Regions from separate parts of the Homo sapiens genome. Here region 2 is linked to region 1. A link is an interaction called in ENCODE POLR2A ChIA-PET data of the cell type or tissue named here. Cell type or tissue: Caco-2. All regions are shown on one strand. Each heading gives the region's core, and the rest is flanking DNA. Links, peaks and the distances in the headings are about the cores only.

What was found. ChIA-PET counts read pairs that join two places held together with the same protein. Peaks named below come from ENCODE experiments on the same cell type or tissue, not always from the same donor. Only the 100,000 strongest peaks of a DNase experiment are listed, where the experiment ranks them.
Region 2: POLR2A ChIA-PET joins it to region 1 with 7 read pairs; 2 of 35 experiments call an interaction of 5 or more read pairs at or near these places.

Annotation. Positions count from the first base shown.
Region 1 is chr2:191,620,651-191,625,540 of GRCh38, reverse strand. The region is part of intron 1 of LOC124905959 (a long non-coding RNA gene); the gene reads right to left. Among named protein-coding and RNA genes, the nearest start is that of NABP1, 55 kb to the left of the region's middle. In Caco-2, for the core only: no CTCF peak of the experiment used is centred there; a DNase peak (open chromatin) is centred at 2,390.
Region 2 is chr2:190,999,927-191,004,816 of GRCh38, reverse strand. It overlaps STAT1 (signal transducer and activator of transcription 1), which reads left to right. Exons shown (of 25, transcript NM_007315.4): 6 at 3,654-3,743. Among named protein-coding and RNA genes, the nearest start is that of STAT1, 12 kb to the left of the region's middle. In Caco-2, for the core only: no CTCF peak of the experiment used is centred there; no DNase peak of the experiment used is centred there.

The DNA.
Region 1 (4,890 bases), core at 576-4,575:
GTAAATTACCCTAATAACAAGTGTATCACCCTCGAATACTCAAACAATTTTGTCTATACAGTATTTAATGAGAAAACTTCCACAGCCTTCTATTATAGGTTTTTAAAAATAACGTCACCTCCTGTTGACAAATTCGGAAGTATTGTTACTCTCTGCTCTCATTATGTGACATGGTAACTGACAATACAGTTTTGCCCATTTAAGGTTTTGTCTGCTGCCCGTTCGATGCTGAAGTCACTTCCTGCTGCTGTTGGCACATCTGCCTGCCCCCTGCAGCTGAGCTTTTTCTGGTTGGTGATTACTCTGTACACTGGTTTGCTGCTATTTGGAGAATCAGATAAGCAGCTTGTTTACATTTGTTATGAAGAATCTGTAACATAAGAGAGGGAGCTGCAACCTCTGACCCTGATGGGACTGTATAACCCACCTTCTCCACAGACTTTGTAGGCTAGAGCTGTGCTTGGGAGCTTGGTTGTTGCTGGAAATATGGTGTCTAGATGAGGAGTTTTTAATATACTGTTATGGGCTGAATTGTGTCCCCCTCAAAATTCACATGTTGAACCCCCTATCCCCAGTATCTCAGAATATGATTGTATTTGGAGATAGGGTCTTTAAAGAGGTAGTTAAGTTAAAATGAGTCATTAGTGTAGGTCCTAATCTGATAGGACTGGTGTCCTTATGAAAAGAGATTAGGACACAGACTGGCACAGAGGGAAGACCCTGTGAAGACACAGAAAGAAGATGGCGGTCTACAAGCCAAGGAGAAAGACCACAGAAGAAACCGACCCTGCTAACACTTTGATCTTGGACTTCTATCTCCCAGGATTGTGAGAAAATAATTTTTCGTTGCTTAAGACACTCAGTCTGTGGTGCTTTGTTATGGCAGCCTGAGCTGACTAATCCACTAACCAGGCAGCTTTCACCTGTGGTGCAGTGTCCTGAGATTATGCCTGGAGTAGAGAAAAGTAAGAGTTATCCCATAGGCTCCCCTCACCAAGCCCATGTCTCAGGACAACTCTTTTATTTAACCTGTTGGTATTATTGCAAACTTTAAGGTTTTCTAGGTGTGGAGCCACCAACTCACTGATGAGAAAGGAAGAGATGACTGGACCCTGCAAGGAGACAGAGAAATGAGCTTTGATGTACACAAGAATAATGAGGAATTTAAGCAAAAAAAAAAAAAGTTTCTCCTATGGGAAGGTGGATTCTGAGCTATTAGTTAAAAGTTAAGAAAAACACCAGGAATTGTTGTTAATTCTTTCCTAAATCTATCAGTTCAATTAGCTGCTGAGACCAAAAAAAAGTCATAAATTGTGAGTTTTTATACACAAAACATTTTTTATAAAGCATAAAAGTAAATCATCAGAGTATCCTTGAACAAAAACCACAGTGAAAGATGAATGACTATGTAAAAACCCGATATGAATAATTTTAAAAAGACATCAGATAAAAAGAAAAGGCCTAGAGAGAGAATGAAAATTTGAAGGGAAAGAAGGGACTTAGAAATGAGGACAGAAGGGACCAGGAGAAAGAGAAGGAACAGAACTGCAGTTTTGGAAATTATGAGATAAAGTCTGGGTAGACAGGTGCTGTTTCCTCCAAACCTCAGAGTGCCAGGCCTGATGAAAACTTGTGAAGTTTGAAGCCTTGCTTTAGGATACATGAAAGACAATCAACCCTTGCCTAATAGGTAATAGTCAATATTCTAGTCTTCTCTCAATTATTGGCTGGACCAAAAAAAAAAATGTATATAGATTTGAAGTAGATTTGTATCAGCATATTGATGAATGGATAATATTAAAGGAAACTTAATGTTTGAGAAATTCCTAAGGAGCAGAGGCTGAATCCAGGGTAAACAAACTCACTCGCCCACCATTGATCCCAGAGCCCCTGCCTGAGATAGAACTCACATGTGTCTTCATGGGGCGCAAACCAAAGATACCCTATAAGCCTGGGTGGGGTGGGAGACACACAGGACAGAGAAGCGCTAGGTCTTTACGTATCTTCAAGGGGATTTCATTTTTTGTCTCCTTAATAGCCTTAAAATTTTCCCATCTTCTTAGAAGTGTTAGCCATTTCTAAGAATACACAAATAACAAAAGTATGTTTTTCCACTGTTCCTAAATGTTAAAGCAGAAAAATCTTAAACCAACTTGGAGCCCTTTGAAGTCAATTATTGCCTACTGAAAAGCAGTGTCCTTGTTTCCACATCATGCCTGGCAGGTGAGCTCAGACACAATCTACTGACTCCAGGACTGTTATCCCTGGACTCGGAGATGTCCTTTGCAGATTGACTCCAAAGAAAGCCAGCAGGTCCAGACTTGGTGTGGCTGAACCCCAGGCTCATGAGCTGATATGATTAACACATTATCTTCAGACGTGAGCACCTGCAAGCAAGGGGATGGGGCCTGGCAGAGCTGCTAACAAGTCAGATTCCAAAGAACCTGACAAACTGGAAAAGCAAACACAGATGAGCATGGCCAGGTGTCCATGAATTGACCATTTAACCTCACCTGAGTTTACTTCTCTGGTGACCACACTAGCAAGAACTTTAGCCATGTAACTCACCAACCTGTGAGCGCTAATTAAAGTTTGCTAAGAGCTTTATAATCAGTCCAGACAACTGCTCTGGGAATGCAGAAGTACTCATACATACATAGTGCTGCTCTTAATCTTTTGTTGTTGTTAGGATTCTTCCTGTTTTATAATAATGCTTCAGCACATAATTGGCTGCAAAGATTCTATTTTTGTTGTGGGGTAGGAAGTCCTCATTCACAATACGCACTCTTTTCCTTCTCACAGTGGTGCAATGTAAGCACCATAATGCATGTACACAGCAGGGATGATGGATAGCACTACAACATCCATCCCCTCTCCTCAAACCTCCTCTGGACAGAGGAGTCGGGTGTGAGGTGAATAGTCAAGGGTGGGCTGGAGGTGCTGTCTCTGGGCTGTCACTGAGGTGTTCTCCATGAGCACACATTGGTTGGCATGTGACTCAAACCCAGCCTTTGATTCATAAGACATTTTAGCTCTCATTCTATGACTTGAGATGTGAGTGCTAGAACAAAACAATTGACTAGAGGTGGAAGCCAGGCATTTAACATTAGGATTCATTTACTTCATAGTCTAAAGTATATGCCCTACTATCCCCAACACCCACACAGTCCCAAACACCACATCTTTTTTCTTTTTCTTTTTTTTTTGAGATGGAATTTTGCTCTTGTTGCCCAGGCTGGAGTGCAATGGCATGATCTCGGCTCACTGCAACCTCCACCTCCTGGATTCAAACGATTCTCCTGCCTCAGCCTCCCAAGTAGCTGGTATTACAGGAATGCACCACCATGCCCAGCTAATTTTGTATTTTTAGTAGAGACGGGATTTCTCCATGTTGGTCAGGCTGGTCTTGAAATCCTGACCTCAAGTGATTCACCTGCCTCGGCCTCCCAAAGTGCTGGGATTACAGATGTGAGCCACCGCATCCAGCCAACACCCCATCATTGTTTGGCCATCAGATAATTAATTCTACAAACTAGCTGAGTAGGGGCAGGGGGCCAAGAATGCAAGGAGGCTAACTTTGACCTATTCCATTCTCAAATGTAAGCTAAGTAAACACAAAATCTTTGAATCTGGAGGAAACTTACAGGTCTATCAAGTCCAAATTTCTATACAATATGAAATCTCTTCATTACGTCACCAACATATGGTCATGTACCCTTTGTCCAAATCTCTAAAGACAGTAGGTAGATTTTTTACCCTGAACCTAATGAAACGTTTCATTTGGTGCCTCTCACTGCCAAGGCCTTCTTCCAGGCCCTGTGCTAAATTTTGTATGTATCATTTACATTTTTTTCTTTAAAAGGGCCCCCAGAGTGGGGGCCCTGTATAAGCTTCTGGCCCCACAAAACCTGAGGTAGGGACAATAATACCTTTCCAAAGAGCAATGCAAAATGCTTTCTTACATTGGAATTAAATCTGCTTCTACAAGTACACCAAAAATATCAGAAACATGTTTTCGGTGATAGAGTGATATTTCTGAGATTGAGTGTATTCATTGAGTGAGTATTTAACAGGGTTATCTGAAAGTCCTACATTTAGATTTAAAAAACAGTTGCTCTCTTTCACCCCAGTACCTTCATTCAGGCTGACCCCTCTTCCTAAAAATCTCTCATCTTTATTTTGTCTGATTATCTCCTACTTTGCTTTCAGATCTCAAATCATTAGCTCCTCAAGAATGTCTTCCCTAACTTCCCTGACTAGGACAAATCTTCCTATACCTAGTGTCATCACACTATGCTTCTTCAGGGCACATACCACATTGTAACTTTTACACATATTTGCATGCTTAGATTTCTCTCTAAATAACCCACCAAGCTGAAAGATGCATGAGGCCCATTCATTACCTCCCTTTTCTCACCTCCACAAGCCCAAACTCAGCACAGAGCCTGGCACAGAGAAGACACTCAAGACATTCACAGACTGAATCAATAATGCACAACAAGGGTTAACAGCAATTGGTAAGAAAAGGTCCTCTAGATTTAGGTTAAACATAAATTTAATAAGAACTGAAAAGTCCATGTGATAAGGAATTATATTTTAGCTCATTATGAAGTACATTTTCTGATAATTATTGCTGTCCAACAGTGAAATGGGCTACCTTAAAAGTAGAGTATGACCCTCAAAGGTACATGTTTACAACTAGGAAAGCTTACAATTGGACTAAGATCAGATAGATCATTTAAGATTTGTTTCAACTAGAAATCTTGTGGCCATTGAGATATAGCTTTTGTTAATGGCACGATGATGATCTGCATATGTGTTAATATGGTACTGTGTTTAACAAGGAAGACATTAAGTAGAACAAAACAGTTTCTGTTAGAAATTTATGTT
Region 2 (4,890 bases), core at 306-4,305, 620 kb after region 1:
TCCATCTTTGTGTTCTTAAGGACTAATGGTTACCATATGCTGAGTGCTTATCATGTTTCAGGCCCTGTGCTAAGCACTTTATAAACATTATTTCATTTGAGTAAATACTTTCGAAACTATCACTGAAGTTAGGTATTCTTATCCCCATTTTAAAGATGAGAAAACTAAGGTTTAGAGGTCAGGTACTTCACTCAGAGCCACAGAGCTAATGAGAAGTAGGTTTGGAATTTAAACCCAGTATTGTCCAACTCTAAAACTAGTTCACTGGAGAAGTCACTTTTCAGTTTTCTAATCTGTGGGATGGGATATGAGGGCTTTCTGGCTGGAACTTCTCACACCCATGGAGTGCCTATTCCCTTACTTGGACAACTGCTCACTCCATTGGAAAGGACCCCCTTCCTGAGCAGAAGACTTTTCTTTGCTCTGGGGTCTGGAGTAACCAAGTTCCCATCCAAACAAGGTCTCTAGAGGTACAGTAGTGAAACGAGAAAGTAAGAGTCAATGACAGCCGAAGTCCCTTCCAACTTCAGTGTTTGAAATTCCCGTGGTTTCAGTACTCCTGGTTTCTTAGAAAGTTAAAAAGTTAAGGACTCACTGTGAAAGTGGTATCAGTACTAAAGTGTACAGGAGCAGCCAAGCATCTGCTTAGCAGATGGGGGCAGGGTGGAGGGAAGCAGGGAGGGATGAGTGGAAGGGGTAAGAGAGCACCAAGGGTTTGAGTGACTTGGAGGGACTACTGCCCAAGTTGGAAGCAGGAGATTTCTTAGGCCCTGCCACAGTCACCAGGTTTTTCCACCAAGCATCTCCCAGCAAGTCAGTAGAAAGGGGATGTAGAAGCTGGGGATGTAGCTGCTGTTTTACAGCCATTGTTTATATCCCTGTTCTCTAAACCGAGCCTTGGTCATTTGGGAGGAGGCCTGGGAAGTCAGAATTCTCCAGTGGCCTGGTCCCTCTCTCTAGGTGTAGTGTCCCAGCTGTTACAAAGCCCACAGGACACCGTGCCCACATCCTGCTGGCTTAGAAGTTGTATTAGTCTGTTCTTGCATGGCTATAAAGAAATACCTGAGACTGGGTAATTTATAAGAAAAGAGGTTTAATTGACTTATGGTTCTGCAGGCTGTTACAGGAAGCATGGTGCTGGCATCTGCTCAGTTTCTGGGGAGGCCTCAGGAAACTTACAGTCATAGCAGCAGGTGAAGGGGAAGCACACATATCACATGGCCAGAGCAGGAGGAAGCAGGGGAGAGGTGCTCCACACTTAACCAGATCTTGTGAGAACTCGTGATCACAAGGATAGTACCAAGAGGATGGTGCTAAACTATTCATGAGAAACTGTCCCCGTGATCCAGTCACCTTCCACCAGGCCCCACCTCCAACAATGGGGATTACAATTCATGAGATTTGGGTGGGGACACAGATCCAAACCATGTCAGAATTAGACAACAGCAAAGATTTCCCTGCACAGGCAGAAAGCTGTATGGAACTCCTCAAAGTGACAACTTATTCCAACCGCCCAGAGAAACCCCTTTTGTCACTGAGTGATATGTGGCACCTTGGACTTACAGAGGATACCAGTAACATTCATGTATTTCTAATACACACTTTACAGCTGATACAATTCACATGCTTTGAACTTCTGCTGTTGGAGAATATGTAACATGAAGGAAAACTTCCTATGAAGAGAGAATAACTTTGATGACGTATGCCTGATAAAGATAAAACAAAAAATTATGGACCAATTTTACTTATGAGTATCAATATAAAAGTCCTCAATAAGATATTAGGGATCAGAATTAAATACTACATTAAGAAAGGACATGACCAAATATGATTTATTATAGGTTACAAGGGTAGTCCATGACTGGGCAACCTATTAATGCAATTCACTAAATTAATAGCTACAAGGAGAAAAAAGCATTTACTTCCTTCCACAGAAGCTGAAAAGATCTAACAGAATTCAATACTCATTCCTCATAAAAACATTGAATAAGATAGGAATTGATGGGTACCTCTTTAACACAAAAAAATATATATATCTCCATTCTAGAGACAGTATCTTACCTAACTGGGAAAACTCCAGTAAGTCAGAAACACAGCAAGGATGCTGTGTTTCCACTGCTATTTAGCATCGTATTGGTGGTATTGGCCAATGCAATTAGACAAGAGAAAACCATTAGAAGCATAAGAATTAAAAACAACATCATAAAGATGTTAGCTCTCCCTGAGTTAACTTGTAATTTTAATGTTATTCCAATAAAAATACCAACAAGTTGTTTTCTGGAGCTACACAAATTTGTTCTGAAATTTATGAAAAATAAACATGCAAGAGTAGCGAGGCAACTTCTGAACAAGTAGAGCAATGAAATGGGACTGGCCCTACTAGACAGACTATAAATCCTCTATAGTCAAACATCCTTCAAGGGTTCAGGCTTATGAATAAAAAGGCCAATGGGAAAGAAGAGAAAAATCTAGAAGGAAACCCGTGTGCATATGGAAATTCATGTGATAAAGTTGGCAGCTCAGAGCACTGGGGAAAATAATGGACTTTTCAGTAAATGCTGTTAAGACAAATGGAAAGCTAACTGGAAAAAAAGTGAAAGCAAAAAGTGGACCCATACTTCACTCTGATCATGAGAATAAACAAATATATCAGCGATCTAAAAGTTAAAAAGAAAAAAAGGAAACCTTGCAAGTGCTAGGGAAATGAGTGAATGATGTAATGTCAATAGGGAAAGGCTTTCTAATATAAGGAAAATTCCAGACATGAAGAAAAGATGATACAATTGCACATATAAAAACACCCCCGTAGAATCTGTGCTGTATAGGGCACTGTGTAAGAAAGGTTGACAAGCACAGTTTTTGCTGTGTGGGGGATTTAACTCTAAAAAAATAACATCTTTCTAGAATTTAATCTCTATGAGAACAGGGATCACTGGTTACCACTCTAACACCCGAGCCTAGAGCATTGCCTGACATTTACTTAGTACCTAGTATGTGCAGGGTACATCTGGTGTATGAAGCAAGTAGAGACCCTGTCACTTCTGAGTGTTCTGATTATCAAAAATAGGACTGAATACTCCCAGGCAAGTCTGGGTTTATATTCATTATTGACTTTATAGTAGCAGATTTTCATTGATGGCCTTAATGGAGTGATTTCATATTTCAGTATACCTCTGGATCACCCGGAATTGTGTTAAAATAGGGTTTTCTGATTGCCTAATCATATTAGCCCTTGAGATTTTCCAACAAGATCCTAGGTGGTGAGATGCTGCTGGTCTGAGGACCACACTTTGAATCAGAAAGCTTTAAGATAAATAAGGACTGAGTTAATGAGAGTAATCTTGTGTATAGTATCTGAGAAACCGTGAACTAAATTCCAGCGTGGTACCATGCAACTGTATGAATTAATGGAAACTCCCAGAAATACTGTTTATTTTAGACATGAATTGAGCCTAGTTTTTTTGTAACCTTGTTAACAGTTTGCCAGCATTTTCCAGGGCCTTGGGAAAAATTTCATATTGACACATAAGCAGGAAGCCTGTAGTACATGTCAGAAGATCTGGAAGGCAAGTGGGGACTTGACTTTGGAGTGTAACCAGCAAGTACACACCCTGAAGAAAACGATGGCTATAATCATGCCCTTCCCATTACAGGCTCAGTCGGGGAATATTCAGAGCACAGTGATGTTAGACAAACAGAAAGAGCTTGACAGTAAAGTCAGAAATGTGAAGGACAAGGTTATGGTGAGTATTGAGTAAACACATGCATTTATTCTGAAACTTTCTGTAGGGGAAAAAAGGTTTCAATTGCTTGGGGTGTAAACCTCGTAACTGAGTTCAGTCTTTTAAGTAGTTGGGAAGAAAAATTTTGCAGAAGTCTCAAGCTATAAGTAAACAAATTGGCAAAATCAATGACCAGATAGACTTTTTGAATGGCCTCTTATAACTGCCAAACATTGAGTTTAGCTTTTTCTTCCCTGAAAGATCATGCAGTAAATGTTGACTTTGCCCAGTACCCAGTAAATGAGATGTTGCTGCTCTAAATGGGCCTTTATGTCCACACCTCTCAAATCACAGTGCCCCAGGATAAACATGGCCCATCCTTCCCAGTCATCTGTTTTATCCTAAGACTTGGAAGAGGAACAAAAATACATTTTATTGAAAGAAATTTGGATACATTTCTGATTAAGACATCCACAGCAATTTTAGGATACAACTTCCAAGTCAATTTATGGAAGCAGAGGGCTGCTCTGGCGTCCTCGATGGTGCGCATTTACTCCTCTCCACTGTTAGGGCTGGTGTGGGGAGGGTTTGAGGAGTTCTTTTTCACAGAGGCCTGTGTTTGTGGAAAAGGCCTTCCAGCTTAGGGGTTTGGTCCTCTGTGGATCTCTGGGTAATAGCAGTATGGCCTTGACTTACATGCTTCAGACAGCATCTTTCCAAACTCCACATTCTTTGGAGCAACTTCATCTTGCGGTCTCCTAGGGAAACATTTCATTAAAGTAGAAACCGAGTGAGCCCAGTCCAGAAATAGCCATGGAAATCCAGAGAAGAATATGTGGAAATGTGACCAAATCCCAAACAAATGAGGCTTATTTGTAGAATGAACATACAATTTATTGTCCAGATGGAGATGCATTTGAGCCGCCAAGAGGGCACTGTTTATAATTACAGCAAGTATGAAACCAGGTCTATCCCGGTAAAGCAGGGATGTATGGTCACTTTTCTTACTTGGAAGGAATGAGGAAATTTTCTGTGAGCTTTTTCCCCGCCTGCTGTGGGCTTCACAGTGGAGTTCTTAAATCATATCTCAGAGGTAGTCTCAAAAATGATGAGGAAGAATCAAAATTTAGGCGCTGGAACCAGGTTAAGGACATACAAATCAGTTTGA